Linked DNA regions of Homo sapiens: all the other regions are linked to region 3. The links are chromatin loops, found by intact Hi-C in ENCODE. Cell type or tissue: PC-9. All regions are shown on one strand. Each heading gives the region's core, and the rest is flanking DNA. Links, peaks and the distances in the headings are about the cores only.

Region 1 (10,403 bases), core at 802-8,801, 57 kb before region 3:
CTTAGTGAATGTTTGTGAAATGAATGGATGAACAGCTTACCTTTATCTGTATCCATGTCCTAGCCACCCCTCCCCCACACAAGGTGACAGAGTAGTCTTCAACGATCACAGCTTTCAGGAGGGAGAGAAGCAGGTTGTAGGAGGAGGCTGGTTGTGTTTTCTCCTAAGAGAATCCTTTGGGAGTGAGAGCCGCGCTGGCTCTGGGTGCTGACTCCTCTCCTCTCCTGTTTTCTCCCACTTTCAATTCTGATCCCGTTGCTCAATTCTCTGCTCCCGCTAGGCTCTGCTCCTGACACCATTAGTCACCTCCCTCTGTTCTCAGCTTCCTTAATGAGCATCTGTCTTGCCTTCAGTCTGAAACAGGCCTGCCCCTGCCTGCTGCTTCCTGGGAAAACCAAGGTCTGGGGCGGGAGTGCAAGGCTCAGAGAAGGCTCCCAATCTTTCTCCCTGCTCCTCACCATGCTCTGAGCAAGAGGTAGTGGGTGGGGGCAGAAAAAAGGATTACCTCTGGGCAAAGGAAGAGGTAAGTGGAAGACTGCTGAAGTTCAGGGGAAGGTTATAAAAGAGCCCTGGCTTCCCTGCTACGAAGAGTCCATGGAGGACAGAGTTGCACACTTTTCATTAACAAGACAAGGAATCGGCTGAGATGGCAGCAGAAGGAACAGAAGCAAAGCAGGGTCCAAAGAACCCATCCTTGGGGGCAGCTGAGGCCACAGGGCCTCTCCTCAGCTGAAGGCCTTTCTTGGGTTGGCCAGTCTCAGCCCTACTACTATTCTCCATGTGTGGAGGCAGGGAGGTGACAGAATAACCTCTTAAGGGCTCTGCCAAACACCAGAGAACACTTGATTGAGATTCCTTGACTGTTGTTCTCTCTGAGGCAGCCCTGGGCAAGCAAGGGGCTCAGCAAGGGGCCAAGGTGATAGGGGGCTTCCATGCTGCTGTGCTATAGTAAGAGGTTGTTCCACCAGGGGCCTGCAGAAAAAAGGTGGCTCCTTCAGAGGGTAAGCTGAGGAGAGGCTAATGAAAAGACTAGTGACAGGCGACTGGGGCTGCAGGAAACTACGAGGGCCGGGAGGCACCCAGGGCCTGGCTGCAGAAGAAAGCCCTTAGCACCTGGAGGCTGGAAGGGGTAAGAGGAGGCATGGTGGGTTTTTTGGTTCGTTCGTTTGTTTGTTTGTTTTAAGACAGAGTCTCACTCTGTCACCCAGGCTGGAGTGCAGTGGTGCGATCTCGGCTCACTACAACCTCCGCCTCCTGGGTTCAAGTGAGTCTTCCGCCTCAGCCTCCCGAGTAGCTGGGACTACAGGTGTGCATCACCACACCTGGCTAGTTTTTGTATTTTTAGTGCAGATGGGGTTTTACCATGTTGGCCAGGCTGGTCTCGAACTCCTGACCTCAAGTGATCTGCCCGCCTTGGCCTCCCAAAATGCTGGGATTACAAGTGTGAGCCACTGTGCCTGGGCGTGGTATTGGCAGAACTTGGTGACAGCTGTGGCTGGGGGAGAGCTGTTGCCCTGTGGGAGCTGTGGCCTTCTACAGAGGAAGGCAGCTGCTGCCAACACCCAGGCCCAGCAGTGGGGCTGAGGGTGTGGAATGAGTGCCCTGACCTCTTTCTCATCCCATCAGCTAGTCTCCTGCCAGTGGCTTCCATTGGCCAAACCCAACAGGAAGCTGAGGGCAAGAAGCCAGGGCAGTAAGTCCACAGAGGTCAGCTTCCTGTGGCTCTGAGCAGGGCAGGGAAGAATGGAGAGTGAATCTAGAACCTTCTTGTCTCCTCCTCCTGATGTCACATTCTTGTAAGCCCACTCCTCCCTGGTTCCTGAAGAGCCTACAAGTCCCTTTGCAACCTGTGCTCAGAACTCATTCCACCTCTCAGACTGAGCTGGGCCAGGTCTGGACAAGGCTCAGGGAGGCTCCAACCACAAGGAGAAGATTTCGGTTGCCCTGAGTCTACCTCTGCCCCCGCTGTACAGCATCAGGATCCCAGATGGTCCCATTTTCCTCGTGCCAGGCTTTAGGAACAGGCAGGCTTGGTAATTACACTTTCCTAACAAACCCCCGCCCCCGTTTGACTCTCTTTCAATTGCATGAAGCAGGAGGTTTCTCCCTACTTCTCCCCTGCGTGAGCACTGGCCTCTGCCTCTGATCTTCTGAAATTCCATGTGGTGTGAGGGGCCTGGGGAAGCCGGGGGAACGCCTGACCCTCTTGGCATCCTGGAGATTGAGAATGGGCTTACTGTCCATGCTTGCCATATCCCAGGAAAAGCCAAGTCCCTCCCTCCTCCCACTTTGGAACTATTAAATTATTCAGTTTCATGGGTTCACTTCTCAACACTGGCCTGGGGTTCCCACCTAGAACCTTTTTTTTTTTCTTGAGATGGAGTCTCGCTCTGTTGCGCAGTCTGGAGTACAACGGCGTGATCTCAGCTCACTGCAGCCACTTAGAACCTTAACAGCCCCTTCTTCCACACCAGCTCACATCTCACCCTAACAGTCCTGAAGGCCCCTAAGGGAGGAATTTGAAGTAGACTCTGGGCTCTGAGGCCTAGGGATCCAGTCACAAGGGTACACCTATCAGTTCAGGTAACTGCTCCATCCTCCCGCTCTCCCCAGCCTGCAGCACCAACTGGGCCCTAGGTTTTCCCAGTGCACACGTCCTGTAATGGAGAGCCACTGTTTTGGCCTGCTCAGTATCCATTTGCCTTGGCATCAGCTTTGGAGATTTGGCTTGGGGCAACTGTTTCAGCTGCTGTAATCTTGGTGGACTGTCAATGAAGGCTACCTCCATTCCCTGGCTAAGGGATTGGCATGTGACCCAAGCTAGGCCAATCAGATGCTCTCTCCTCCTTGAATCCTTTTTTTTTTTTAAATAGAGATGGGGCTGGGCGTGGTGGCTCATGCCTGTAATCCCAGCACTTTGGGAGGCCAAGACAGGAAGATCACCTGAGGTTAGGAGTTTGAGACCAGTCTGGCCAACATGGTGAAACCACATATCTACTAAAAATACAAAAATTAGCCAGGCGTGGTGGCAAGCGCCTGTAATCCCAGCTACTAGGGAGGATGAGGCAGGAGAATTACTTGAGCCTGGGAGGCAGAGGCTGCGGTGAGCAGAGACTGCACTCCAGCCTTGGCAACAAAGTGAGACTCTGGTTAAAAATAAATAAATAAATAAATAAATTAATTAATTAAGTAAGTAAAATAGAGATGGACTTTCGTTCTGTTGCCCAGGCTGATCTCAAATTCCTGGGCTCAAGGGACCCTCTCACCTCAGCCTCCCAAAGTGCTGGCATTACAGACATAAACCACTGTGCCTGGCCACCTCCTTGAATCTGAAATGGAATGACATGAAAATGGGACCCAGTGTAGTGGCTCACACCTGTCATCTCAGCACTTTGGGAGGACTAGGCAGGAGGATTGCTTGAGGCCAAGAGTTCAAGACCAGCCTGGGCAACATAGCAAGACCTGTCTCTATGAAAGAAAGAAAGAAAGAAAGAGAGAGAGAGAGAGAGAGAGAGAGAGAGGAAGGAAGGAAGGAGAGAAAGAAAGAAAGAAAAGAAAGAAAGAGAAAGAAAGAAAGGAGAAAGAGAAGGAAGGAAGGAAAGAAAGAAAGAGAAAGAAAGAAGGAAGGAAGGAAGGAAAGAAAGAAAGAAGGAAGGATGGAATTAATGTATCCCCAAGGCGGCACCATAAAGGGATTGTTCCATAGCCCTTGATTTCAATGTCCTGCTTCCTCCTATTTCTGGGACAGCCTCTTTAGCATTTTCTTTGATTCTGTGAGCCACCCTCATTTCTTTCTAATACGATCATTTTTTGCTTAAGTTAGCTAGAGTTTTTCTGTTGCTGGAAACCAAAGCCTCCTCACCCATACAAATTTCACCTTCTTAGAGGAGCAGAGGGATATGCCCCTGTGGTGGGCTCATATTTGGAGTCTCTGGCAGGGGTTCAAATCTCACCTGGTCCTGGAATGAGAGGAAAGAGAGCCCTGCTGCTAGTGGGTGCTGTCACACCTCGCCTCAGGCCAGTCTTTGTGGCCAGTTTTGCCAGGATCCACTCCCAGCCTAACCTCCAGGTCTCAACACTGAGCCCACAGCCTGAAATAGCTAAGTTTACCCCCATGACTCCCTATCACAAGTGCTACAAATGGCTCAGGCTGGTGTCATGGTTATTTTCCACAAATAGCCATCTCATTCCTGTGCTGTGCCCTTGCTCGTGGTGTTCTGGGACACCTTATCTCAGGGTAAGCTGGGCCCCCCGTGCCCTCTGCCCCGGCCCCTCCCGTGCCTTCAGACCTTAGGCCACATCCTGCCTCTTCTGAACCAACACTTCACTGGGTTCCCTCTGATGTGGGATGGGCAGAGCAAGTGATTTGTGTGGTTGAGCTCTGTTTCCTTTGTAGACTTTAGTCTTTGAGGACTTGACTACAAGCTCCAAGTGCCTTGTTACTTTTCTTGCTTGGACCTCAGTGTCAAGCAGGAGGCTGGGCACACAGTGAATGATCATGTTGATTTCTCCACCCATAGTTTGAAAATTGTTCCCACCCTGTGATTCATATTCTTCATTCATTCATTTACACATTTATCAAGCACCTACTAAGTGTGGGTTCTGCCCTAAGTGCTGGAGGTACACACTGAATAAAACATAGCCGAGGAATTCAGTCTCATGGTGAAGATTTATTGAGAATTAATTGTAGCAGAATGACCTATTGAGGAAATAACCATGTCTAGTTTTTCTCAGCTGCAGGCTCACCTAAAAAGAATGAAAGGCATTTCATCCCTGGGGCGAGGGGCAGGAGAGAACCAGGCTTCATGTCCTTGAAGTGTGGACTTTCTTGACCCCCATGAGGATTGGTGTAGTTCAGAGTAGAAAAGAGAAGCTGCAAGCAGCAGGATACCCAGAAGACAACTTCCAAACAGACGTTTTAAACAAAGATTAGGATTGGAGGCTTAATGCTTCCCAGATTAAAGTGGGATGGTCTCAACTCAGGAGGGTTAGTTGGAACTCTCAAGATCAGAAAGGGAATGAAGGTATGAATTCCATCGATGGCAGAAACCTGCACTCATGAGGATGCATCCTCTGAGATGGGAGGACCTAGGAGGAAGAATATTTGGGTGACCACATGTGTGATAATAATAATAGACAGCATTTAGTGCATACTTACTGTGCGCCAGGAGGCACTGTGTTAAGCATGTTGTACGTATTCACTTATTTCTCACAAGAACCCTGTGAAGTAGGTACTATCATTGTTTCCATTTGACAGATAAGGCAAAGAAAGATTAAGTGAACTTCCTAAGGTTATGGATCCAAGAATCAAACCCAGGCGATCAGATTTCACTGAGGGCCATGTATGCCTATGAGGGCTGAGCACAAAGGGCTATAGTTTTGGGAGCCTTTGTTCTCAAAGGACACCATGACTGAACTTGTCACAGAGGAGGTGGGGCTGCAGCCCCCACCTGCAGATGTGCTTCACAACCAGGCCGGGCATACATATTAGCTGTGGCAACTGGCCACAGCCGATGGCCAGTACTGAAGGACATGGTAATCTTGGTAAGAAGGGGCTTGTATCAGTTAACCATAGTCCCAGTAATGAGTGCGGTAGAACAATCACAAAATTTCAGCAGCATACAACAGTGTTTATTTAGTGCATGTGTTTGGGGACCAGCTGGGGTTCATTGCTATAGGCCAGCTTTGGCTGGCATGGGTTGGCACCACTCTATGTGTCCCTCATCCTCCTTTCATGACCAGCAGGCCAGCCAGGGGACATTCATGGAGATGGCAGAAGTACCCCAGCAACAGTCCCAGTGTGCACGCCCATTTTAAACCTCTGCTCATGTCACATCTGCTAAAATACTGCTGCTCATGGCAAGTCACATGGCTGAGCCGAGGCAAGGTATGGAGAAATCCACCCTGCTCACAGTTACTGGGTAAAGAATGTGGATAGATAACCCTATTACCCAGGAGGGGGTGAAGAGATGGAAGCAAAATCTAGCATTCCACAAAACTTAAACTGGATTTAATTTTGATTTCAAGAGAGAATGAAATGCTACGTTATGTTGTGGAGCAGTTCATGCTTGTTATAAAATCTATCTTCGGGGACCACAAATTTTACCATGAGAATATTTAAATTTTAGTTTTTATTTTAGTGAAAATCTTAAAATAACTTTTAGCAAGAACATATTTTGGGTGGTCTAGAACAGCGGTCCCCAACTTTTTTGGCATCAGGGACTGGTTTCGTGGAAGACAATTTTTCCACAGACGGAGGGAGGTTTTAGGATGAAACTGTACTCAGGCATTAGATTCTCATAAGGAGCGCACAACCTAGACCCCTCGCCTGTGCAGTTCACGATAGGGTTCGCGCTCCTATGAGACTCTAAGGCCGGTTGGAGCGTGGCTCACGCCTGTAATCCCAGCACTTTGGGAGGCCGAGGTGGGTGGATCACAAGGTCAGGAGTTCAAGACCAGTCTGACCAACATGGTGAAACCCCCTCTCTGCTAAAAATACAAAAAATTAGCTGGTTGTGGTGGCGGGTGCCTATAATCCCAGCTACTTGGGAGGCTGAGGCAGGAGAGTTGCTTGAACCTGGGAGGTGGAGGTTGCAGTGAGCCGAGATTGCATGCCACTGCACCCCAGCCTGGTCAGCAGAGCAAAACTCCATCTCAAAAAAAAAAAAAAAAAAAAAAAAAAGGAGAAAGAAGAATCGAATGCCACTGTGACCTGACAGGAGGCAGAGCTCAGGCTGTAATGCTTACTTGCCCACCACTCACCTCCTGCTGTGCAGCCCAGTTCCTAACAGGCCAGGGACTGGTACCGGTCCGCAGCCTAGTGGTTAGAGACCCCTGGCCTAGAAGACTATGGTAGTTTGGTAGTTGCCTTACAGTTTTCAGAGCCCCAGTGATCTGCTACAGTGCCAGCATTTAACTTTTTTTTTTTTTTTTTTTTTTTTGGAGACAGGGTCTCCCAGGCTGGAGTGCAGTGGTATGATCATAGCTCACTGCAGCCTCTAACTCCTGGGCTCAAATGATTCTCCCACCTCAGCCTCCTGAGTAGCTGGGACTATAGGTGCATCACCATGCCCCTCTATTTTCTTTTAAAAAAATTTTTTTTTTTTTTTTTTTTTTTTTTTAGAGACAGTGTCTCTCTGTGTTTCACAGGCTGGTCTCGAACTCCTGGGCTCAAGCAATCCTCCCTCATCAGCCTCCCAAAGTGCTGGGATTACAGGTGTAAGCCACCATGCCCAGCCTAGCATTTAACTTTTCAGTGCAGCTTTCTCAAACCAAGACCTGTATTCTCAGGGAGCCATGCATTTCCAAGGTTGGAAAACTTTGGTGAGAATGATACACAGCAGACAATATATAGAAAAGGCCCAGAGACAGAGGCATTTAAAGGTGAGGGGGCCTAGGACAGCTATGGGGTCTCTGGGCAGGGTTTATGGTGCTCTGCAGAGAAGCACTGGTAGCATTTGAATAGGTCTTGAAGGATGGCAGAGTGGGGTCCTGGGGATCTCCAGGTTCCTTCTTCTCTGAGTGGACATATCAGATACTTGTCTCTAGGGCTTCTGGACCACAGCCTTGTCCTTCACCTCACATCTATGCTACTGGCTATAGCATTTGAAGGAGAGGCTGAGGAGTATAATGGCTGAACTTTCTGGCTTTGGAGCCAAGTCAACCAGGGTTCAAATCTTGACTTCAGGACGGACGTGATGTCTCACCCCTGTAATCCCAGCACTTTGGGAGGCTGAGGCAAGCTGATCTCTTGAGCTCAGGAGTTTTGAGACCAGCCTGGCCAACATGGTGAAACCCCATCTCTACAAAAAATACAAAAAATTAGCTGGGCACGGTGGTGTGTGCCTGTGGTACTTGGGAGGCTGAGGTGGGAGGATCACTTGAGCCTTGGAAGTGGAGGTTGCAGTGAGCCAAGATGATGCCACTGTACTCCAGCCTAGGTGACAGAGCCAGACCCTGTCAAAAAAAAAAAAAAAAATCTTGGCTTTGACATTTACTAGCTCTGAGCCCTTAGGCAGGTTGCTTGATTTCTTGGAGCCCGTTTCCTCATCTGAAGATGGGAATTATAACACTCTCCTGGGGTGTTTTAAGAATTAGAACTTGGCCAGGCACAGTGGCTCACGCCTGTAATCCCGGCACTTTGGGAGGCCAAGGCGGGCAGATCACTTGAGCTCAGGAGTTCGAGACCAGCCTGGGCAACATGGCGAAACCCCATCTCTTCAAAAAATACAAATATTAGTCAGGCATGGTGGGGCGTGCCTGTAGTCCCAGCTACTTGGAAGGCTGAGCCTGGGAGGTGGACGTTGTCATGAGCCACGATCGCGCCGCTGCACTCCAGCCTGGGTGACAGAGGGAGACCCTATCTCAAAAAAAAAAAAAAAAAAAAGATTAGAACTTGCCAGTGAAGCCTGAGATTTTCTTCCTGGAGCATGTTTGACTTCTGATTTCATTTCCTTAATGGTTATAGGATTATCCTGATTCCTGTGTCAAGGTGAGTCAGTTTTGCTAAGTTATGTATTCAACCAATTTGTCTATTTCGAATATACCCTTCAGTTTTATTGGCACAAAATTATTCACAATATCCTCTTATTTTATTTTTAATGCCTGTAACATCCATAGCAATACCTTTCTTTTCATTCCTGACTTTGAATATTTTTGCCTTCTTTCAACTTTTTCTTCATCATTATCACCAGGGATTTATCAATTTTCACACAATTGGCTTGTGGCTAGCTTAGCTGATCCTCTCTGCTGCATGTTAGTTTTCTGTTTCTTCAATTTCTGTTCTCCACTTTGTCATTTCCTTCCCTCTACTTTGAGTTTATTTGCTGTGTCTTTTTTTCTAATTTATTAAGATAAATTCTTAGCTCATTAATTTTCAATCTTTTTTCTTTTCTAAGACGTGCATTTAAGGTTATACGTTTCCTTTTGGAGGCTTAAATGAAAAACAAAAATACATTTAAATGCCTGCTCCCAAATAGGCACTCAGTAAATATCTTATCTTCACCATCAACATCATTATGCCGCATCATATGAGATGGGACCCCAGCACAGTTTGCAGCTCTCTTGCTCTCTGATGCGATATGTATTCACTGAGTGTTCGCCAGGGGACTCTCTGAGGACTCATTCTGGGCCTCAGGTAACTTCTCTTTTTGGGTCTTCGGGAGGCTTCCTCCACAGGGTAAGGCAGGGCACAGACAGGAGCATGTGCTTTTGGCCCCATCATCCTTGGGGACCTTAGGCCTTGTTCTCTTGGGATGGTTGGCAAGTCCATGGGAAGTATGAATTCTAACCTGCAAGCCTTTGGCAAATTAAATTTTCTAAAAATGTTCACAATAATATCTCCCATCCTACATGCTCTTCTAGAACTTTGTTCTTCCCCCATCAAGAGATAGGGTTTAATTCTCCTCCCCTTGAGTCTGGTGGGCTTATGTCTCCTTTGTAACTAATAAATTGCAGCAGAAGTAATGCTGAGAGGCTGGGTGCTGTGGCTCATTCCTGTAATCCCAGCACTTTGGGAGGCCGAGGCCAGCAGATCACCTGAGTTCAGGAGTTCAAGACCAGCCTGGGCAACATGGCAAAACCCCAACTCTACTAAAAATACACAAATTAGCTGGGTGTGGTGGCACGCGCCTGTAATCCCAGCTACTCAGGAGGCTGAGGCAGGAGAATTGCTTGAACCCGGGAGGGAGAGGTTGCAGCGAGCCGAGATCACCACTGCACTCCAGCCTAGGCAACAGAGCAAGACTCTGTCTCAAAAAAAAAAAAAAAAAAGTAATGCTGAGAAACTTCTGAGGCTTGGAGCAAAAAAGGTGATGCAGCTTCCTCTTTGGTAGCTGAAAAACTCATGATTAGATACTGAATTGCCACATGGGAAGTCTGACTATTCTACAGCCGCCATATTGTGAGGAAGCCAAACCATCCAGAGAGGCCACATGTAGGCACTCTGGCCTGCAGTCCTAATCTTCCAGTCAACCCAGCCCAGGAACCAGACATGTTAGTGACTGAACCTTCAGTGATTCCAGCCCCAGTTGTTGAGAGACCCACATCCTTTGAATCTTGCCAGCTGAGGCCCCAGATGTTATAGAACAGAGACAACCCACCCTCCACTGTACCCTGTCTAAATTCTTGACCCAGGGAATCATGAGCACAAAAAAATGATTGTTCTAAGCTCTCAGCTATCAAATATTTTGCTACACAGCAATAAATAATTGGAATGATGCTAATTGTATTGTTTGGTACCCTACTCCTCCACCAGAATCCTTCAACCCCCATCACATTTCATAGTCTCTGGACTTCGCACTTAGAGACCCAAACAAAGTTTGAAGATGCAAAGCACAGTAAAGATCTTTTGCAGGAGAACTGTGGGAGCAAAGATGGCAATGGAAATTTCTCTGATCCTATCG
Region 2 (10,403 bases), core at 1,026-9,025, 120 kb before region 3:
TGGGGGTGGTGTCTACCCACAAAACACACAGAACTGTATATGACTTGCCCAGAGACAAGTTCTTAGATAAAGGCTGTGATTTGCAGCCATAGTGGCCTGACTGACCCTGAGTCCTGGGTTGGCAGGGAGGCCAGGGTGGAGGGTACAGTGGACATGACCCTGGCTTAGAAGTGAAAAGTGTGGGGTTCAGGCCCTGATTCTACCGTGTGTAGCTGTGTGACCTTGAGATATTACTAAGTTCTATAAGTTTTAGTTACTCATCTCTAAAATGGAAATAATACTTTCCTCAGAGTGTTATCAAAAAGCGTATAAAATCACTTTGCAAAATGCTGTATTGATGGAAGGAATGATTTCCTTTATTCATTCTGTCTTCCAGATCCAAAGGCTGTTCTTGGGAATGTGTGACAGCTATTGGGTTCAAGGGAAGCATCTGGAAAGGTGTGTGTGTAGTGAGGGAAAGAAGAGAGGAAGGGGGAGTAAAAGATAGGGGAAGTGGTGTTCCCTGTAGTCATGAGGACATGACATGAGCTTCTCATTCACACAGTAAGAGTCAATAAGCACCTGGTGGAAGCCACTGGCTCGAAACATCCACGGGCCTGATGCTACTCCGATATAGGGAGGGTAAGCAGGGGCAGCCAGAAAATGGGGTTGTGAGCATGGGGAGAGAGTGAGGGGCAGACTCGTGATGAGGTGCTGGCTGTGACTCTTCAGGCCTCGATCTCAGATTCTGGCTCCTCTTTTTACGCATCTTGTCCGCCTTCATTCCCACTGCCAACCATTTGGCCCTGCGTTCTACTCCTAATTCTCCAGAGAGAATTTGACGCCCTCCCCTCACCAGGTTGCCCTGGTTCAGAGCTTGAACTCTCATTATAGGGTACATGGTTTGCATAGGATATAAACAGTAGCTCAAATTTTTGAGGGACTCCTATGCGCCAGGTACAGTGCTAGGTACATATCTCACTAATATAACCCTCCAAACAACCCTACTGCAGTAGCTTCTAATATTTTCCCTATTGTGTAGATAAGCAAACTGAGAGGCTAGATAACCATCAAGTGGTAGAGCTAGGATTTGAATCCAGGCCCACTGGCTTCAGAGCCAGAGCTTGTAAGCAGCTTCCTTACTGCTTCCGAGGTAGGACTGTGAGTGAAGCTGTACCTCTAAGCAAGTGAGTGCTCTCTTAGGAGCTGTGAATGGGTATGGTATGAAAAGGGCTCTGTTGCCATTTCAGGTTGATAAACACTGAGGGAAGGGGTACATGGCTCCTTGACATGTTCCAGTAGAGAAACTTTCTCCCTTTGTTGACTCTGGAGTTTCTTTCCCAACATTACCTAAGCAGAGAACTCATTTTTATTTTTTGCAACATGCCTACTAATCTACAATGGACTACAGGACTGCTGGTTTGGGAAATGCTCTCCTAGACTTACCCTCCACCCCACACCACTCAGCACCAGGGCAGCTAGGACTTCTGCAGAGCACCAAGTGTTTGGTGGCCAGTCAGCTCAGATGGCAACCACAGGCTGGTAATTAACCAGGGTCAGGCAGCAGCTGCCGTCCCCGGGCTGATGAAGAAGCCATCCAATAGAGTTGGGTGGTTTATTTCTTGCTTTCATTTCCCTCTGTCACTGCTCTTGTCTAGACCCTTTACAGATCAAGTCTGCACTGTCACAACAGTTTCCTGACAAGTGTCCCTGCCAGCTGGTTCTTCCCTCCAGTCCACCCTACACACCTGGCCAGATCTGTCTTCCTAACATGAGGCTTGGAGCTTGCCACTCTCCTGTCCCAAATGCATCAATTCAGCTTTCAGGACTGTCTTGGTTCCTTTTTCCCCCTGCACACCCTATACTGTGGATGCAGCTGAATCATTTCAGGCCCCTCTGTGCTCTGCACATTCTGCTTCCTCTGGCCAGTGCTTGAAGAGCTCCTTCCTGCCTCAGGAAGGGAGGGAGTTTCTTTCCCAACATTATCTAAGCAAAGAACTCCTTTTTATTTTTTGCAACATTCCCACTAATCTACAATGGACTACAGGACTGCTGGTTTGGGAAATGCTCTCCTGTCACAGTCCTGTGTTCTCACTCAGTCACTTACCTATTCAATAAGCATTTATTTTGTGCCTATGTGCCAGGTCCTGGGCTAGAATAATACACACTCCTTAACCTAAAGAAACTAATAAAAACAGATACATCTACAATGGAGTGATGTGTATTATGATAGAGTGATACTCAGGGTTTCGCAGGCAGGGACACTATCTCTGCCTAGGTCACAAAAGGCAAGTCAGGGCAGGCTTCCTGGAGAAGGGGATGTTGAAGCTTAAAGGACGAAATGGTGTTAGGCATTTGAAGGCATATGGTATGCCAGGAACTGTCCAAAGATGTGTTGGGTACCTGGATCTTTGCAATAGGCTAAGCAGGCAGGTTCTCCCCAACCTCTCTGTCCTCAGGGAGAATCTCAGGCTAATTCTGCTGACCTGCAGAAGCCAGGTGAGGGGACAACACTTGTTGTCATCAGGAGGTGGGGTCTAGGGGCTGAAAGGTGGAAAGGGGGACAATGCCTCACATGCTCCCTGCATCCTGTGGTTCAGGGACCAATCCTCCTCCTCCCCAACTCCCAAGTCTCCTCTAAGAGATACAGACATTCAAGCAGTTTGGTTGCCAGGGGCAACCCTAGAAGGCAGCTTTATTCCAAAGGCAGGCACTGAAGCCCCTACCCGGGGGCCTCATAGCCTGGCTCTGATAGACAAGGGGTAGGTGGTTCAATTCGGCCAGTCCCCTTTGGGAGGTGACAGGACAGAGTCTGAGTAGCGCATGTGGAAGATAACCCTTCCAGCCACTCAGCAGGGCCCTGAGAAAAGAAAGGTGACCCACAAAACAGTAGATGGCATTTTAATCCACACGAATACTTAATATGAGTAACATAACCTTGTTTTTTCTGAGACGCAGCCTAATTTATTTCAGGCCTCAGGCTTAGTAACTAACCGCTGACAACCTGCAGGTCTGGTGCATGTGTGTGTAGGTCTGCAGTGTTAATGAGACTGTAGAGGTGGTGAATTTCTCTTGTTCACAATTTTCCTGCTCTGTTGAGGCTGTCCACCAGTAAGTTGCTCCTTTTCCTGAGCTAGGACTTGTGATCTGGGAATATGAAGACTACCTAGAAGGCAGAGGGTACAGGCTCCTCTTGAGAGAGCATGCCTGGTGCAAATGACAGGCAGTTGGGTTTACCAACGCTCCCTGCTTCTTTCTCTCATTCCTGTTATTCTGCCTGCTTACATTGCCCTCTGCTCTCCCCACAATGAGAGAAGCTTGTGCTATGTGGAGTCAGAACACCTGGGTTTGTTTCTGCTCTGTGACTTGGATGATGTATTTAATCATCTTGAGCCTCAGTGTTTTTACCTGTGAAATGGAAACAGTAGCACCTGCCATACCCAATCACAGGGTTATTGCAAATATCAAATGAGATAATTGATGAGAAAGTGTTTTGTAAACCAAGTAATGAGGAGGAGGAGGAGGAGAAAGTTGTTGAGTGGTTACTGTGCTAATTGCTCTTCTCTTTATTTATGTTATCTCTTTCTTTTCTCTTCTTTTCTCCTTTTTTTTTTTTTTTTTTTTTTTTTGAGACAGAGCCTCACTCTGTCTCCTGGAGTGCAGTGGCATGATCTCGGCTCACTGCAGCCTCCACCTCCCAGGTTCCAGCAATTCTTCTGCTTCAACCTCCCAAGTAGCTGGGATTACAGGTGTGTGCCACCACACCCGGCCTATTTTTGTATTTTTAGTAGAGACGGGGTTTCACCATGTTAGCCAGGCTGGTCTCGAACCCTTGACCTCAGGTGATCCACCCGCCTTAGCTTCCCAAAGTGCTGGGATTACAGGAGTGAGCCACCATGCCCGGCTGAGCCTTATTTATGTATTTAAGACAGAGTCTTGCTCTGTCTCCCAGGCTGGAGTACAGTAGCACCATCTCAGCTCACTGCAACCCCTGCCTCCTGGGTTCAAGTGATTCTCATGCCTTAGCCTCCCGGGTAGCTGGGATTATAGGCATGCGCCACCACACCTGGCTAATTTTTTAATTTTTAGTAGAGACAGCGTTTCACCATGTTGGCCAGGCTGGTCTCAAACTCCTGATCTCGTGATCCGCCTGCGTCAGCCTCCCAAAGTGGTAGGATTACAGGCGTGAGCCACCATGCCTGGCCTATACAGCCTTTAAGAGCAGAATCTTCCTGCTTTCTAATTTCTTCCAGTTTATGTCAAATCACTGTCCTCTGGCCCAGCGTGTCCCAAACACATGAGCCTCCTTTATCATTTCAGGGCCTGCCATGGCAGGTCTAGTTTAGGGCCTTTGCGCTAGTTGTTCCCACAGCCTGGAAGCTGCTGCTCTGAGATCTTTGCCTGGCTGGCAACTTCTTATTCAAATTTTATCCTAAATCACAAATCTTTCCCGATCTCCCAATTTAAAATAGCTTCCTTGGGGGCAAAAACATAGACTGTACACATGTACTTGCTTTTGTATGAATACATTTCTCTGCAAGGATGCACAAGAAATTAACATTTTGTTGCTTATGGGGAAGGAAAGTGGATAGCTAGGAAACAGGGCAGGAAAAGAGACTTATCTGCATATCTTTTTTCTATTTTTAAAAAATGTAGATTCATTAAATATATTATCTATTCAAAAATTAATTAAAAAATAAATAAAAAGAGAAAATAAAGTAGGCCCCTGCTGAGCATCCAACCTTCCTTTCTTCCTTCCTTCCTTTTTTTTCTATCTCTATTTCTCTCTCTCTTTCTTTTTTAGAGACAGGGTCTTACCCTTTTGCCCAGGTTGGAGTGCAGTGGTGCGATCACAGTTCACTGTAACTTCATGATCCTCTGGCCTCAGCCTTCCAAGTAGCTAGGACCACAGCTGTGTGCCCACCAGGTTTGCCTGGGTATTTTAAAAAATATTTATTTTGCAGGAATAGGGGATCTCGCTATGTTACCCAGGATGGTCTCAAACTCCTGGCCTCAAGTAATCCTCCCAAAATGCTGTGATTACAGGAATGAACCACTGTGCCAGCCTCTTTATTTACTTTATAAATTTTGTTTACAAAACAGGTGGTAGGCAGATTCGGCCCATGACTATAGCTTGCTGATCTGATCCCTGCTCTATCATATCTTATTTGATATATATCCTGGCATTAATTATTGGTTTCCTCATTTCTTATCTGCCTCTCCCCACCCCCACATACTAGAATGCAAGCCCCATGAGAGTAGGGTGCCTCTCTGTCTCGTTACCACCATATGCCTACACCTGGAACCATTTCTGGCTCATAAAGACTCAATAAATAATTGTCAAATGAATATTTGAATGTATTATGTTTGTCTGGGCTGAAGAGAAGAGCAACTCTATTTGAAGGGAGATCAGATGAGATAAACTTCTGATGGCAGCCCCTCTGGGAAGAATAATTTCCAGTTTGATCATCCTCAAGACAGCCCAACCTGTAGTTCTTGCCTCAAGGAGGAGCTGCTCATGCCGACCTCCTGACAGCAGATATGAAACTGAGTAGTACCTGTCCTCCTAGGACACGTTCCAGAAGAGAGGAGAACCGATGGATTAATCACTTTTCAATTTAAGAAGAAAAAGTACTTTACACACACACACACACACACACACACACACACACACATACACACACACACACCCAGGAGAGACCTCAGAGCCCAGGGAAGCTGCTCAGTTGGCAAGTTGGGCTTTGCAGACTAATAATTGCCTTGCCTGAGGGTATGGAGGAACCGGAATTCTGACTACCAGAATGACATGGGGAACAGCCAGGACCTGGAGAGGCGGAGGAGGTGGGGGAAAGTGGGAGAACGGAGTTTGGCACATTCCAATTTAGGCAGCACGTTGCCCTGAACAAACAGCCTGAATCACCACGTGCTTATTAATTTAAAAACTGTTTCTGAATCAACACATTCTTTGCCTGTCCAGGGCTGGGCTTTTTGCAGCCATGTAGCACACTGGCCAAGAAAGTGTGGGGTCCTGAAGGAGAAATGGCACTAGAGGAATCACCCGAGCCACTGGGCACTGCCTCCCAAGGCTTGCAAGACAGCGCAGAGGGTTCCCAGGCTGCGCTACTTTTGTTCCCTTGGAAGAAAGTCAGTAGGCAGATGCCTCTTCTACCTCCCCCAACACTCTCTTCAACACCACACTCCCTCTCCAGCTCACTCAGAGGAAGCTGGGAAGGTTCCAGTGGCGCGCTCCTGAGAAGCAGTGGGAAGGGCCAAGGTTACGAGTTACCCAGGCATGGGGGCGAACCCTGGCTCCCTCACTTGCTAGTTGTGTATTCTCTCTGTCTCTCTCTCTCCGTCTCTCTCTCTTTCTCTCTCTCTCTCGGAGAGACAGAAATGAGGTCTCGCTATATTACCCAGGCTGAAGACTGGACTCCAACTCCTGACCTGGGCTCAAGTGATCCTCCTGCCTCAGTCTCCCAAGTAGCTGGGACTCCGGGCACACGCCACCGCGCGCTTGGCTGTAATCTTGATCAAATCATGTAAAATTCCTGAACCACAAGTTTTTTTTTTTCTACAGTAACACCCTGTGGAGTTATGAAAATTAAAATAAAATAATGTGCTTAAAGCACAGGGACCAGAGAAGCAGCCGGATAAAGAGAAGGTCTTGGGGAGGGAGGAGGGCAGGGTATTGGCCCTCCAGTGGCCAGCAAGGAAAATGATGCGGCCCATCTTTGGGTACTTGCAGCTGAGCCCACAGAGTCACATGTTTTATCCCCGCACAGTAGGGAATGTCCTTTGACTTTTCTGACCCAGGATCTAGCTTGGCAACGCCGGGTCCTCCGGTACTCAGGACCGTCACTTGGCTCTCACTGGCTGGTTCTCTTGGAGTTTTGAGAGAGCTCTGAGAGGTCCTTGAATCCTTTCTCCTTCCCTCTTGTAGTGATATCTCTCTCTCAGACAAACCCAGGGACTGCTGGCCATCAGCTGAACCCGAGGGGAGCGAGGCCACAGCCCATGAGATGTACCCCACACTTCCTCTGCCCCGCCCCCCAAGCAGGACTGTGTCTGTGTTTTTCAGGGTGTGCTGCTGGAGCCCTGGGAGGAGGGGGTTGGGCAGTCGCTGGCGCTGCCGCTGGTGGTCCCTGTGCTTGAAGTGCCGGTGGTATCGGAGTCCATGCACCCAAGGCCCAGCACCCAGCAACATTCTCTGGCCCAGCAGAGGGGTGAGAGATCAAAGGAGGGGGCGTGGGGCATGGATTGCTTCTGGGCAGACCCATGCCAATGTGACATGGGGTTTCCTGCCTGAGTGTTACTGTGTGGCTGTGCCTGCCACGCTCATCTGGGGTGTGTGTGTGTGTGTGTGTGTGTGTATGTGTGTGTGTGTATGGGTGGGTGTTGGGGGGTGTACAGACGCTCTGGGTATGTAGGGGGGTCAGCACTAGGGGGGCTTCTAGGATTTGTCTGTGGTCTCATCTCCGCCCTCCCTGCTCCTGGAGGGGGAGCTGTAACTCAGCCAGGAGGCCACCTAGCTGATTCCCCTCCCCCCACCCACCAGCCGCTCGCTCTGTCACAACAAGGAGCTTTGGCAGAAAGGGAGGGGAGCGTGGGTGCTGCGGAGAGAAAAACACCCCAAAGTTTCAGAAAAAATGGCAGGAGAGATGCCAGCACCCAGGAGCAGGAGCCTTCTGCTTCTCACAGCCTGCACTGCTGGGCTGGGGGGAGACCACGGTTTCCTTTCCTTCCTTTCTCCCTTCCTTCCCTCCCCGCCCCTTGCTGCGTGATATTCAGGAAAAGGAAACATTACAGTGAGGGGAGAAAGGGAACAAAGAGATGCTTTTCAGAGGGGTCATGGGATCTTTCCGTAGCCACCAGAAGACACAGTTCTGGGCTCTGCTTGCTCTGGGCTAAGTGGGTGTGTATGTGTATGTGTGTGTAGAAGAGAACAAAAAAGAGAGAGAATGTGTGTGTTAGTGTGTTAGTTTATGCATGCCTGTGAGTAAATGTGTGTCTGAGTGTGGATGTGAATTGGGCGTGCATGTGTGTGTTGGGAAACAGTAAAGATAAAAGCAGACAGAACAAAAAGAATCATATACAAGATTGGTTAGACAGCTGCCCTTAGATAGTCTACACATGAATACTTGAAAAATGTTTGTGCAATAGGTTGGCCATTACCCAATATTGCGCGGCATTAGAATAAACATGTATACAATGAAAAACCTCCAGATTGACACTTCTTCCTCATGCTTTTGAAATCAGGGTATTTCATTTGGGCAATGACTCCTTTTCTGCAGGGTAAAAACTTCATTTACTCGCAGGTAGCTGGAACACCATTAAATATTCTTAAGAAGTTAGTTAATATTACATGAAGCTTCACGGAGAAAATATAAATATCTATTTATAATGATATATTCACTGTGAATTGACGTCTTTATTGTAGTTGGAACACGTAGCATGAGATCTACGGTCTTAACAAAAATTTAAATACACAATGCAGTAATATTAACTATATTAACTATAGGTGCTATGGTGAACAGAGGTCTAGAACTTATTCATCTTGCATAACTGAAGTTTTATACCTGTTGAACAGCAACTCCCTATTTCCCCCATCCCTCAGCACTTGACAAGCACCATTCTCATTTCTGTTTCTATGAGTCTATTTCAGATAATTGGTGTAAGGAGAACAGTGCAGTTTGTGCTTCTGTGACTGTCTTATTTCACCTAGTATAATGTACCCCAAATTCATCCATGTTGTCATATATGACAGAATTTTCTTCTTTTTAAGGCCAAATAATATTTTATTGTATGTATATGCCATGTTTGCTGTATTTGCTTATCTATTGATGGGCATTAGTTTCCATATCATGTGTATTGTAAATAATGCAATAATCAGGAAAATGCAGACATCTCTTGGAGATCTTGATTTCAATTGTTTTGGATAAAAATACAGAAGTGGGATTGTTGGATTATATGACAGACATTTTTCCAAAGAAGACATACACATTGCCAAAAGGTACATGAGAAGATGCTTAACAACACTAACTGTTAGAGAAATGCAAATCAAAACCATAGTGAGATGTCATCTCGTCTATTAGGATGGCTACTATAAAGGGAAACAAAAGGTAAGAGTTGGCAAATTCATTGGGAAGTAAAATGATTCAGCTGCTGTGGAAAATTGTACGAAGCTTACTCAAAAATTATGAATTTTTTTCCCCCAGAATGCTTAGCTCTTTTTGTAACTTTTATTTTAAGTTCAGGGGTACATGTGCAGGTTTGTTATATAGGTAAATCTAAGTCATGGGTCTTTGTGGTACAGATTATTTGATCACCCAGGTATTAAGCCTAGTACCCATTAGTTATTTTTCCTGATCCTCTCCCTCTCACACTCCACCATCCAGTAATCTCCAGTGTTCATTTTTTCCCTTTTTGTGTCCATGTGTTCTCATCATTTAGCTCCCGCTTATAAGAGGACATGTAGTGTTTGCTTTTCTGTTCCTGTGTTAGTTTGCTAAGAATTATGGTCTCCGGCTCCTCCTGCAAAGGACATGATCTCCTTCTTTTTTTATGCCTGCATAGTATTTCATGGTGTATATGAATTAACTTTCGAGTGGAGAAAAGAACTGGTAGATTTGTGAGATTAACAAATATTTCCATAGATTCAAGTTCATTTTCCCAGGGTTTTCTGAGCTTAATAACCTCAAAAGTACCTGAAATATAGTTTTTCTTCCTTTCACAGAGCTATTTATGTTATATATGAACTACAACTTAGAGTATTTAAAACTCAATAAATAGTGAAATTAAAAAAAAACAAAAAAACCTCATTTACTCAAAGCTCAGAATACAGTTTTGTGAGCATTTCACCAAAGTAAGGGCTAGAGTTTCTCTTAGCATTATTTGCTTACAAAATATTTGAGTTTGTAAACAAGATCCCAAGGGAAATATTTATCCCACTCAAGAAAACAAGTTACTTTTACCTCTTTGAAGTATCTATTTGCATTCCAACAATATGGTACTTATAAATCACTCCTTTCTAGCAACTTATTAAAGCAACTCTTAGAGGCAATACTTTTAAAAAATAGCAAGGCTGTATTTTTTTAAAAAAATTTAAAGGCCTGCAATGACTTTTAACAGCTTATCTGACTTAGTGATGTCTATTTGCTTATGATTATAATAACTTCTTACATTTAATGAATGCTCTTCATGCACCAGACACTGCATTAAATGCTTTACATACATGCTCTTATTTGGTCCTCCCAGCCAAGGAAGTACTGTTATTTTACAACTAAGGGGTAGAGAAGTAACTTAACCAGTGTCAGGTAGGTAATACATGTCAGGGCAGTACTTAAATCTGAGTTTTGAGTCCAAAGCCCCATGCCTTACCCTACATGCTCAGTTGCATTTCTTTATATTTCTTTCTTTTCTTTTTT
Region 3 (10,403 bases), core at 931-8,930:
GTTTTGCTCTGTCACCCAGGCTGGAGTGCAGTGGTGCGATCTCAGCTCACTGCAAGCTCCACCTCCCAGGTTCACGCCATTCTCCTGCTTCAGCTTCCTGAGTAGCTGGGACTACAGGCGCCTGCCATCACGCCCGGCTAATTTTTTGTATTTTTAGTAGAGACGGAGTTTCACCATATTAGCCAGGATGGTGTCGATCTCCTCACCTCGTGATCCACCCACCTTGGCCTCCCAAAGTGCTGGGATTAGAGGCGTGAGCCATCACACCTGGCCTGCAGCGTCTTTTATAACCTAATCTCAGAAGCGAAATACCATTACTTCTGCTATGTTCTATATTGGTCACATAGATCAACTCTGGCACAGTGTGGGAAGGAACTACACCAGATGTGGATACCAGGAGGTGAAGATTGTTGGAGGCTGGATACAATAGATGGGTAGAGGCACAGAAACCAGGAGGATAGGTGGCCCTAGGCTCCTCCTCCGAATGCTTACTGGTTCAGAGAAGGGCAGCCTTCCTGTGATCTCTACCCCATCTCTCTCTTCTCCATCCCTGATGGGCTGTAGACTCTCTGAGGACAGGGACTGTGTGACTGTGTCTGTCTTATTAACTACTGTTCCCCTAGGGCTGGTCCATGCCTGGTATATAGTAAAGCCCTCAATACATGTTGGTTGATTCGTGAGGTGCGTAGGAAAGACAGAAGTAGATGAGATAGAAACAGTAAATCGGATTAAGGTATTGAGTTCCAGGCTCAGGGCTTGGACTTTGTATCCTGGATGACAGGAAGGCATTGGGCGGGGGCCCCCTTAGACCCTGGATAAGAGCTGGCTGTTGCTCTTCCTCTGCCTGCAACATTCTCCCTTTAGATCTACTGTCCATCATTCAAGGAGGGTTACTGACAGAACAACATCTTGGAGGAAGTAGGATGTGTGTGTCTGTGTGTGCAAAAGCTCACGTGGAAGGGAAAGGTTCCAAGCTCAAAGCAAAGGAAAAAGAAATGGGGGGAGATGTGAAGGCATTTTGAGATGGGGAGGAGGGACATTTGAGGGCAACAGGGACAAGAGAAAGGAGAGAGGGTAAGGAATATTTGTGCTTATCTACCGGGAGTAATGAGGAAAAGGGGAGATAGCTTAGTGAGGGACTGTTTAGCTTCAAGGGATAGAAACCCACTCAAACTGGCTCAAGTTAAAGGGTGCAAGTTGGAAGGCTACAGGGGTTTGTAGCAGATGTTGTTGCCTCACTTAAATCTTCTTAGTCCTCACCTCTCTACCCAGAGACTGATCACGCAAACACCTGGGGCGCTGCCTGAGGGCTTTGTTCTGGCCACAGGAACACACCTGGCCTCTCTACAAAGGGAAAGTAGGGAGTGCCAGTGAGTGAATGGCTCAGCTCAAGAAGCAGCTTCCAATCAATGACAGAAGTGTATGTGTGTGCATACACACGTTGTTGGTGGGGGGTGAGGGGTGTTGGTGTTGGTGGATAAATGCCCCAGCTTCCTCACCCCTCAGTTGCTCAGTTGGGATAGCCCTGATGCATGTTCCTCATTGTCTTCTAGGGCCCCCACCCCCAGCAGTCCTTGCAGTGAGTTAATATACACCACTTAGTGGTTTCCTTCTCTTTTATTTTTTTATTTTTTGAGACAAGGTCTCGCTCTGTCACCCAGGCTGGAGTACAATGGCGCGATCTCGGCTCACTGCAACCCCCGCCTCCCAGGCTGAAGCAATTCTCCTACCTCAGCCTCTCGAGTAGCTGGGACTATAGGCGCATGCCACTGTGCCTGGCTAATTGTTTGTATTTTTAGTAGAGATTGGGTTTCACCATGTTGCCCAGGCTGGTGTTGAACTCCTGACCTCAGGCTACCTGCCCGCCTTGGCCTCCCAAAGTGCTGGGATTACAGGTGTGAGCCACGCGCCTGGCCCAACATTTGGATAAGAAAGAGAAGAGCATTCCGGTTAGTGAGAACAGTACATAGCCCGACCTGCCCTTCTCTTTTTATTTCTTACTTCCTCACTCCCCTACCAATGTTTCCTGGAATCACCTCCTAAATAAACTATTTGCACTTGAACCCCTGTTTCAGGATACCCCAAACCAAGACAGATGTCTCACAAAACACAAGCAGAGATGTCAGTCTTCAGGCCTCGCATGGAGAAGATGAAAGAGAGGGGTGGCTTTTCCAAAGCCCAGCGTCAGCACGAAGCTTCCACGAGATGATTTTCCCTCTTATTTTGAAGTCCTGGTGAGTCCCTCTCTTCTCTCCATTTTAACAAAATCTGCTTTCTAATTGCCCAGTTTGGTATATGCTATGGTCCCCACTTTGTCATCAACGCTCCTGAACTCATCTTATGCCCGATGTACCCGAAAGCACTTCATAAACTGTAAAGTGCTGAACAAATGGAGCAGGTGAGAAAGAGGGGGAGAAGAAGAAAAAGAAGGGAAGAAGAAAGAGACAGGAAGAAGAAGAAAAACAAGTGGAAGGAAGATGGAAGGCTAAAAAGCAGAAATATAGTGCAGAGTCAGATGAAGAAAGCCAGGGCAGGCAGGGGAGGCAGGTTGAAGAAAATGGCCAGCACTTTTGTAGGAAGCCAGTGTTGAAAACAGGCCTGTGAGGCCAGGCACGGTGGCTCATGCCTGAAATCCTAGCAATTTGGGAGGCCAAGGCTGGTGGACCACCTGAGGTCAGGAGTTCGAGACCAGACTGGCCAACATGAGGAAACCCCGTCTCTACTAAAAATACAAAAATTAACTGGGCAAGCCAGGTGCGGTGGCTCATGCCTGTAATCCCAGCACTTTGGGAGGCCGAGGCACGTGGATCACAAGGTCAGGAGTTTGAGATGAGCCTGGCCAACACAGTGAAACCCAGTCTCTACTAAAAATACAAAAATTGGCTGGGCGTGGTGGCGCGCGCCTGTAGTCCCAGCTGATCGGGAGGCTGAGGCAGGAGAATCATCTGAACCCGGGAGGCAGAGGTTGCAGTGAACCAAGATGGTGCCACTGCACTCCAGCCTGGGTGACAACAGCAAAACTCTATCTCAAAAAAAAAGAAGGCAGGCCTGTGAAAAGCAGATGCGGGGCTCTGCTTGGAGCCAGTTCTTCAGCTCTCCTTGACTTCATTTGAAGTAAGCCCTTCCACTAGGCTGGTATATGGCAGACTGGAGTAGCAGAGATGATGCCCAGATGCCCACAACTCTCCTGGGCGTTGTGCAAGAGCATTGTTTCTTCATTTCCCTCTTTTGTTTCTGTATCCACTGGCAACTGGCAGGGACAGGCACTGACAGTCTGGCTCAGAGGGCCCGCAGGGCTGAGACATGTGCTCTCCTGGGTATGTGGTTCTCAGAGCACTTGGACACCCCTAGCAACCCTCCCACCTCCCATTATAGAACACCAGACACACAAGATCTGATTTCTTCAGGGCTGAAATACTGGATGTGGGTACAGTAGGTGAGAGCCGGCTGGGGGTATGGTGAGGGTGGCCTTGAATTGAAATGTCAGCAAGGCCAACCTTGCCTTCTGGGCTTTCTGGGGAGATAAGGCCAGGACTGCAAATGTGATCAGCCAAAGAATGCAGGGTTGGCTGGGGACAAAAGTGCCCCCCGGCCCTTTCCCCAAGAGGAGACTTTGTGCTTCCCGCCTTCCAGGAATCCTCCAGTCAGGGGAGCTGGACCTGAGGAAAAAGGTGGGGTTTGCTGTTCCTGCAGGTTGGGAGGCAGAGTCACAAAAGAAACAAGCCTGGGGAGAGAGGGAAAAGGGTCCAAACCACAGAGCAAGACCATGTTAGTGTGGGGAGCGCATCTTTGTTGCATTCATTCACGTGTGCATGCATTCATAACTTCATTTACTAGCTGGCACGCAAGAAATGCCTACAAGGTGCCAGACCCTCTGCCAAGTTCTGAGCCTGCCCAGATGCACAGAGCTTCCTGACTTGGTGTCAGATTGCTGCCCTGGGGATAGCTGGGCCTCCTGCTGTGGTGAAACCAGTTTTTCTATTCTCTGAGGGGCAAATTACTATTGCTTAGGCACAGGAGGTGCTCCCTCTGGAGGAGAGTGAGCTTACAGGGTAGGCGGCCTGGGGAGAAGGTGTGGCTCACTTTTCACGCTCAGTCCCCACATTCCCCTGTGCCAGGGAGGGTGTTCCTTTTTACTTGGGTGATCTGCCTTAGAGCTTCTGCAGTTCTCCACTCCACAGAATGGGAGGGACTTGCAGGATGACGCAGTCCGCCCACCTTCCATCCTTTCTCTTTCCTTTCCTTCCAGTATTTACTGAATGTCTGCCGAGACCCTGGCACGTTACTAGGTGCCTGCCTTGAAGCCATTTAGGAGAAATGGCGTTCTCCAAACAAAAGTATTCCGTTGCCATTCACGTTTCTCTCTCTCCCCCTCTCTGGCCACATGGAGCTGGGCAGAGGTGTTTTTTTTTCCTTTTCTCTTTTTCTCTGTCTCTGCTTGTTTCTCTGAGAAGATAAAAGCTGGCCTTTGGCTCCCCGCTAGGGGACAGGCCCATTACAGCCCTCTGTTCCTTTCCCTGCTTTCTCTGACACTGTGAGGCTGAGACACAGTGAGTCCTGCTCAGCTGGGCCTGTGTTCATCCCATTAGCATTGTGGCCACTTCAGGGCCTCTGGGATTGAGTTCTCTGGAGCCAGAACAGTTTCATAACCCCTAGAGGAGGCCAAAGTCGTCCCAGCCTTCTGGGTCCAAAGGTTCTCTCCCATGTGGCTCCTGCCTCAATAACCTACCTCCATTTTTTTTTTTTAGTTTGTTTCTGCCTCAGGCACATTTTCTCTGTAATTTTTGGAACCCAAATATAAGGGAAATCTCATTTGCTCCGTTCTGACTCATTTACAATTAAATACACTTGTTCCCATCTGTGTCTGTATACATCTGCATATATTTGCTAAAGCATCGCCCTTAATTTTGGAAAATGAGGCGGCTGGTGTTATTTTTATCCTGACTGCCAAGTTGGCTGAGAAGACCAGTGGGTGTTCACCCACCCAGTGACGACCCCTGGCCAGGCCTGTGCCTGAGGGAGGTGGTGACATTTCTCCCATGCATAGAACATGCAGACCCCTGGACAGTTGTGGCCTTCGTGATTGCTGTCTTTAGGGGTCCAGTTACCATGACTAGGCGTGTTCCTGTCCATCTCGGTGCCGAGGCTTCACTGACCACAGAGATGGGCCATGACTCTCTTGTCTTTTTTACACAGTTTCAATCTGTCACCTAGGCTGGAGTACAGTGGCACAATCATGGCTCCCTGTAGCTTCAAACTCCTGAGCTCAAACAATCCTCCTGCCTTAGCCTCCCAAGTAGCTAGAACCACAGGCATGCACCAGCATGGCTGGCTAATTTTTAAATTTTTTGTAGAGACAGAGTCTCACTATGTTGCCCAGGCTAGTCTTGAACTCCTGGCCTCAAGCAATCCTCCCACCTTGGCCTCCCAAAGCACTGGGATTCCAGGCATAAGCTACCACGCCTGGCTGAGCCTGGACTCTCCATGTCACTTTCTGGCAGCTGCTTTGACAAGCATGGGCTTTGGAGATGAGAGTGGGGGGCTGGCTGATCCTCAAGGAAGGCTTCACTGAGGAAGCAATGCCAGGTCATCACAGCCCCATCCCCTCCAAGGCCAGGAGAAGAGAAGAGATGTCTTTACTGTTCAGAAGGATGTGGTGGCATGTGTGGGCGCCTGCCTCACCTACGTACCTAAAAATACCATACTGTGGTTGTCTACCTCTTTTTTTTTTTTTAAATCGAGTTACACTGTAAAGATATTCACATTTAATGAGATGGTGGTGCCTGTCAGCACACTTAGAACCCTTTTGATATTATCATTGAATACTTTTATTTATGCCCAGGTGCTAAAATAGAACTTGGCCAACAAGAATTACAGGATGCAGAAAATAAAATGTCTACTCCTGACAATAAAAAAAAAAGTTAACATCAAAACAATACTGGAAACAACACTTACTTCCTGCTGACCTACAACCTTCTCTTGAAAATTCTGTGATGGGCAGTGCTGCTGCTGACATTGATAAATAATTCAGATTGATTCAGGGAAATGCTGGGCTTTTACATTTTTTCTGCACCACTTCCAAGATGCTAGACTCCATACTTCATGTTGAACCAACCGCACTCCTGAGAAGAGATGGCTTAGAATGATCCCAGGATTGTCCAAAGTGTCTTCCTCTTACCTGAGGTCTCTTTAGAGAACCAGTGATGCCATGGGCACTAGTCACAACTGAGGGTCCTTGTTGTACGTGGCTTTGTCTTGGGCCTATGAACTCCACAAGGGTAGAGAAGCTACCATTTCTGCCCTTAGAGAGCTTAATTCTTGGCTGATATTTCCAGTCTAAGCCTGTGGATCAATTAGCTCCTCTCCTCCCCTGGAGGGTGTGTAAGTATCTGCTTTTTCCATTCATAGCCTCTGCCCAAGAGTTCTTGACTGGTTAAAGTCTTATCCCTTGCTCAGTCTGAGTGGCTGCTACAAACACACACACACGTACTCAATCATACGCGCAGAGTCAGTAATCGTGTTTGGTGGTTGTAGATAGAGTCATCTGCTCCTTGAGCAACCAAGCCTATTGTACATGGCCCCTATGCCTAGGTTCTAGCTTGACAATGTCTCTCGTAAATTTTCCTCTTTTTCCTTACTAACTCCTAGCTGTTCCTCAAGATTTAAACACTACAATTTAAACATCACTTTCTCCAGGAAACCAGATTGCGCTGGGTGGCCCTCCTCTCCTCTCAGTCTACACAGCAGTGTTTTGTAATTGACTGGAGATGTGTGTTGATAGCCACCACTAAAGTGTATGTTTTCCATTGACAAAGGCTGTGTTTATCTTGTATTCCTTGTGCTGAATAGTGTTTGTTAAATGAAGTGGATGAATTAATGCACTCCTAAATTAGGTCAGTTTATGAAATCCGAGCTCTACAGAGTCAACTGTACCCAATTAATACTATGAGAGTAGCCAGTTTCCTGAAAAAGAAAGATATACTGGATATGTACACATAAACATCTACAGAGATGCACCCCAAAATGAAAATCTAGGGTAATGGAATAACAGGTGAATTTAATTTTCTTCTTTCTCCTTATCTATGTTTTCTAAATTTTCTATATTGAAATAGCTACATATCTACATGTATACAAATATGTACGCTAGGTAGCAAAAGAAATTTTAAAAAGAATATATGATCCACGATTATTCTATATAACTATCTTAAATTGTTTTTACAAATTTAAATACATCTTCCTTTTTCCAAGAATAATAATGATAAATAATATTTATTAAGAGGCTGTTGTGGCCAGGCGTGGTGGCTCATGCCTATAATCCCAGCACTTTGAGAGGCTGAAGCGGGTAGATCACCTGAGGTCAGGAGTTCGAGACCAGCCTGACCAACGTGGTGAAACCCCGTCTCTACTAAAAAAATACAAAAATTAGCCAGGTGTGGTGGCGTGGGCCTGTAATCCCAGCTACTCAGGAGGCTGAGGCAGGAGAATCACTTGAACCCAGGAGTCCAAGGTTGCAGTGAGCCGATCGATCGCACCACTGCATTCCAGCTTGGGTGACAGAGCAAGATTCCGTCTCCAAAAAAAAAAACAGAGGCTGTCATGTCAGTACAGTCCTCTAAGAAACAAACACTAAGCTGAGTTTAGGCATGCAAGACATTAATGGGGCTGGGTGTGGTGGCTCACGCCTGTAATCCCAGCACTTTGGGAGGCCGAAGCGGGTGGATCACCTGAGGTCAGGAGTTCGAGACCAGCCTGGCCAACATGGTGAAACCCCATCTCTACTAAAAATACAAAAAAGCCGGACATGAGAGCGGGTGCCTGTAATTCCAGCTAGTGGAGAGGCTGAGGCAGGAGAATCGCTTGAACCCAGGAGTCGGAGGTTGCAGTGAGCCGGGATCATGCCACTGAACTCCAGCCTGGGCAACAGAGTGAGACTCTGTCTCAAGGAAAAAAAAAAAAAAGAGGCTGTCATGTCCATACAGTCCTCTGAGAAACAGACACCAAGCTGGGTTTAGGCATGCAAGACATTAACAAGGGAACATCTGTGAAGGATAAAAGAGGAGGAGCAGGAAAAGGTGGTGAGAGCTTTCTGACTGTGATGCAGGCGTGACAATCTGTAAAAGGAGGTGGAGAATGAGGGAGGATAGGTAGGAGGAACGTCAGACTGAAGTGACGTTCTGAAAAAGTCTCAGCCAGGCTGATAGAGAGTCCTTGAGCAAAGGTTGCCCACCAGATGAATGGATAAACAAAGTGTGGTGTACACATGCCATGTAATATTATTCTGTCTTTATTTTACTATTTATTTATTTATTTATTTATTTTGAGACAAAGTCTTACTCTTGTCCCCTAGGCTGAAGTGCAATGGTGTGATCTTGGCTCACTGCAACCTCCACCTCCTGGGTTCAAGTGATTCTCCTGCCTCAGCCTCCCGAGTAGCTGGGATTACAGCTGCCTTGCCACCACGCCCAGCTAATTTTTGTATTTTTAGTAGAATGGGGTTTCACCATGTTGGCCAGGCTGGTCTCAAACTCCTTATCTCAGGTGATCCGCCCGCCTCAGCCTCCCAAAGTGCTGGGATTACAGGCGTGAGCCACCGCGCCCGGCCTATTCTGTCTTTAATAGGAAGGAAATTCTAAGACACGCTACAACGTGGATGAGCCTTGAAGGCATTATGCTAAGTGAAATGAGCCAGTCACAAAAGGACAAATACTGCATGATTCCACTGATATGAGATATCTAGAGTAGTCAAATTCATAGAGAAAAAGTATAATCCAGCTTGGCCGACATGGCGAAACCCCGTCTCTACGAAAAATACAAAAATTAGCCAGGCCATGGTGGCGGGCACCTATAATCCCAGCTACTTGGGAGGCTGAGGCAGGAAAATCTCTTGAACCTGGCGGGTGGAGGTTGCAGTGAGCTGAGATTGTGCCACTGAACTCCAGCCTGGGCGAAAGAGTGAGGCTCTGTCTCAAAACAAAAACAAAAACAAAACAAAACAAACAAAGTACAATCGTGTTTGCTAGGGGTAGGGGAGGAGACTAATAGAGAGTTACTGTTTTTTGTTGTTGTTGTTGTTGTTTTCGAGATGGAGTTTCACTCTTGTTGCCCAGGCTGGAGTACAATGGGGCAATCTCGGCTCACCGCAACTTCTGCCTCCCAGGTTCAAGTGATTCTCCTGCCTCAGCCTCCCGAGTAGGTGGGATTACAGGCATGTGCCACCACACCCGGCTAATTTTGTGTTTTTAGCAGAGACGGGGTTTCTCCATGTTGGTTGGTCAGGCTGGTCTCGAACTCCCGACCTCAGGTGATCTGCCCGCCTCGGCCGCGCAAAGTGCTGGGATTACACGTGTGAGCCACCATGCTCAGCTGAGTTATTGTTTAATGGATATGGAGTTTCAGTTTGGGAAGATGAAAAAGTTGTTGAGATGGATGGTGGATGGTGGTAATTGCACAATTTGAATATACTTAATGCCACTGAACTGTATATTTAAAAGTAGTTAAATAGTTGGTTTTATGTTATATATATTTTAGCACATACACAAAAAGTGCTGCTTATTGGAAGATCTCATGTTAGGCAGGAGTGGTCTAACTCTGGTACTCCACCGTGCTCAGTTATTGGCTGACAGCGGCTCAGGGGAAGAGTGTAGCCTTTATGTGAATGCTGTGATAAATTCCAAGGTCAGTCAACTCTGCACAGCGGTTCTCTCAAAGGGAAATGTGAGCAGTGCACTTCTATAGTTGCCATGGTTGTGTAGTATAATGGTTAAAAGGTTGGCCTCTGGACTCAGGTTGCCTGGGTTCAACACCCTGCGCTGGCACTTTCTGTCTGTGACTATGGTGAAATTATGCAACTTCCCTGTGCCTTACTTACTTTATCTATAAAACAGGGGTGATGATGCTAGTATCTACCTTGTAGAATTATTACATACATGAACGAATTTGTGAATGTTCCTAGCATGTTGCCTGTCAGGCCAGGTGCAATGGCTCACGCCTTGTAGTCCCAGCACTTTGGGAGGCCGAGGCAGGCCGATTACCTGAGGCCAGGAGTTCGAGACCAGCCTGGCCAACATGGTGAAACTCTGTCTCTACCAAAAATAAAAAAGTAGCTGTGTGTGGTGGTGCACACCTGTAATCCTAACTACTCAGGAGGCTGAGGCTTAGGCAAGAAAACTGCTTGAACCAAGGAAGTGGAGGTTGCAGTGAGCCAGCCTGGGTGACAGAGCGAGACTCAGTCTAAAAAAAAAGAAGAATGTATCCCGTCATAAAGTATGCTGCATGTAAGGATTTGGTTAGTATCACTGTAAAGCATTTTTTGTGTATAGACAATGTGATAACGTGATAATGTTTTACAGAGATTACTTCAAAAGAGCCTCCTCAAAACCCTTTAATTCATGTAATAATTTCTC

Evidence for each region. Peaks named below come from ENCODE experiments on the same cell type or tissue, not always from the same donor. Only the 100,000 strongest peaks of a DNase experiment are listed, where the experiment ranks them.
Region 1: a loop joins it to region 3, with 5 times the contacts of the local background. A loop is called at or near these places in 6 of 110 quality-filtered maps.
Region 2: a loop joins it to region 3, with 10 times the contacts of the local background. A loop is called at or near these places in 5 of 110 quality-filtered maps.

What each region holds. Positions count from the first base shown.
Region 1 is chr5:138,664,445-138,674,847 of GRCh38, forward strand. No RefSeq gene overlaps it. Among named protein-coding and RNA genes, the nearest start is that of CTNNA1, 84 kb to the right of the region's middle. RefSeq lists an enhancer at 1,292-1,792 and a silencer at 4,300-4,349. In PC-9, for the core only: no CTCF peak of the experiment used is centred there; DNase peaks (open chromatin) are centred at 4,157 and 4,687; H3K27ac peaks cover 1,898 bases.
Region 2 is chr5:138,603,888-138,614,290 of GRCh38, forward strand. It overlaps the pseudogene RPL10AP10. Among named protein-coding and RNA genes, the nearest start is that of HSPA9, 34 kb to the left of the region's middle. RefSeq lists enhancers at 13-82, 5,700-6,332, 6,333-6,965, 6,966-7,598. In PC-9, for the core only: no CTCF peak of the experiment used is centred there; DNase peaks (open chromatin) are centred at 5,774 and 8,144; H3K27ac peaks cover 1,720 bases.
Region 3 is chr5:138,721,392-138,731,794 of GRCh38, forward strand. No RefSeq gene overlaps it. Among named protein-coding and RNA genes, the nearest start is that of CTNNA1, 27 kb to the right of the region's middle. In PC-9, for the core only: a CTCF peak has its summit at 4,035 (motif pointing left); DNase peaks (open chromatin) are centred at 1,310, 3,290 and 3,970; H3K4me3 peaks cover 986 bases; H3K27ac peaks cover 2,816 bases.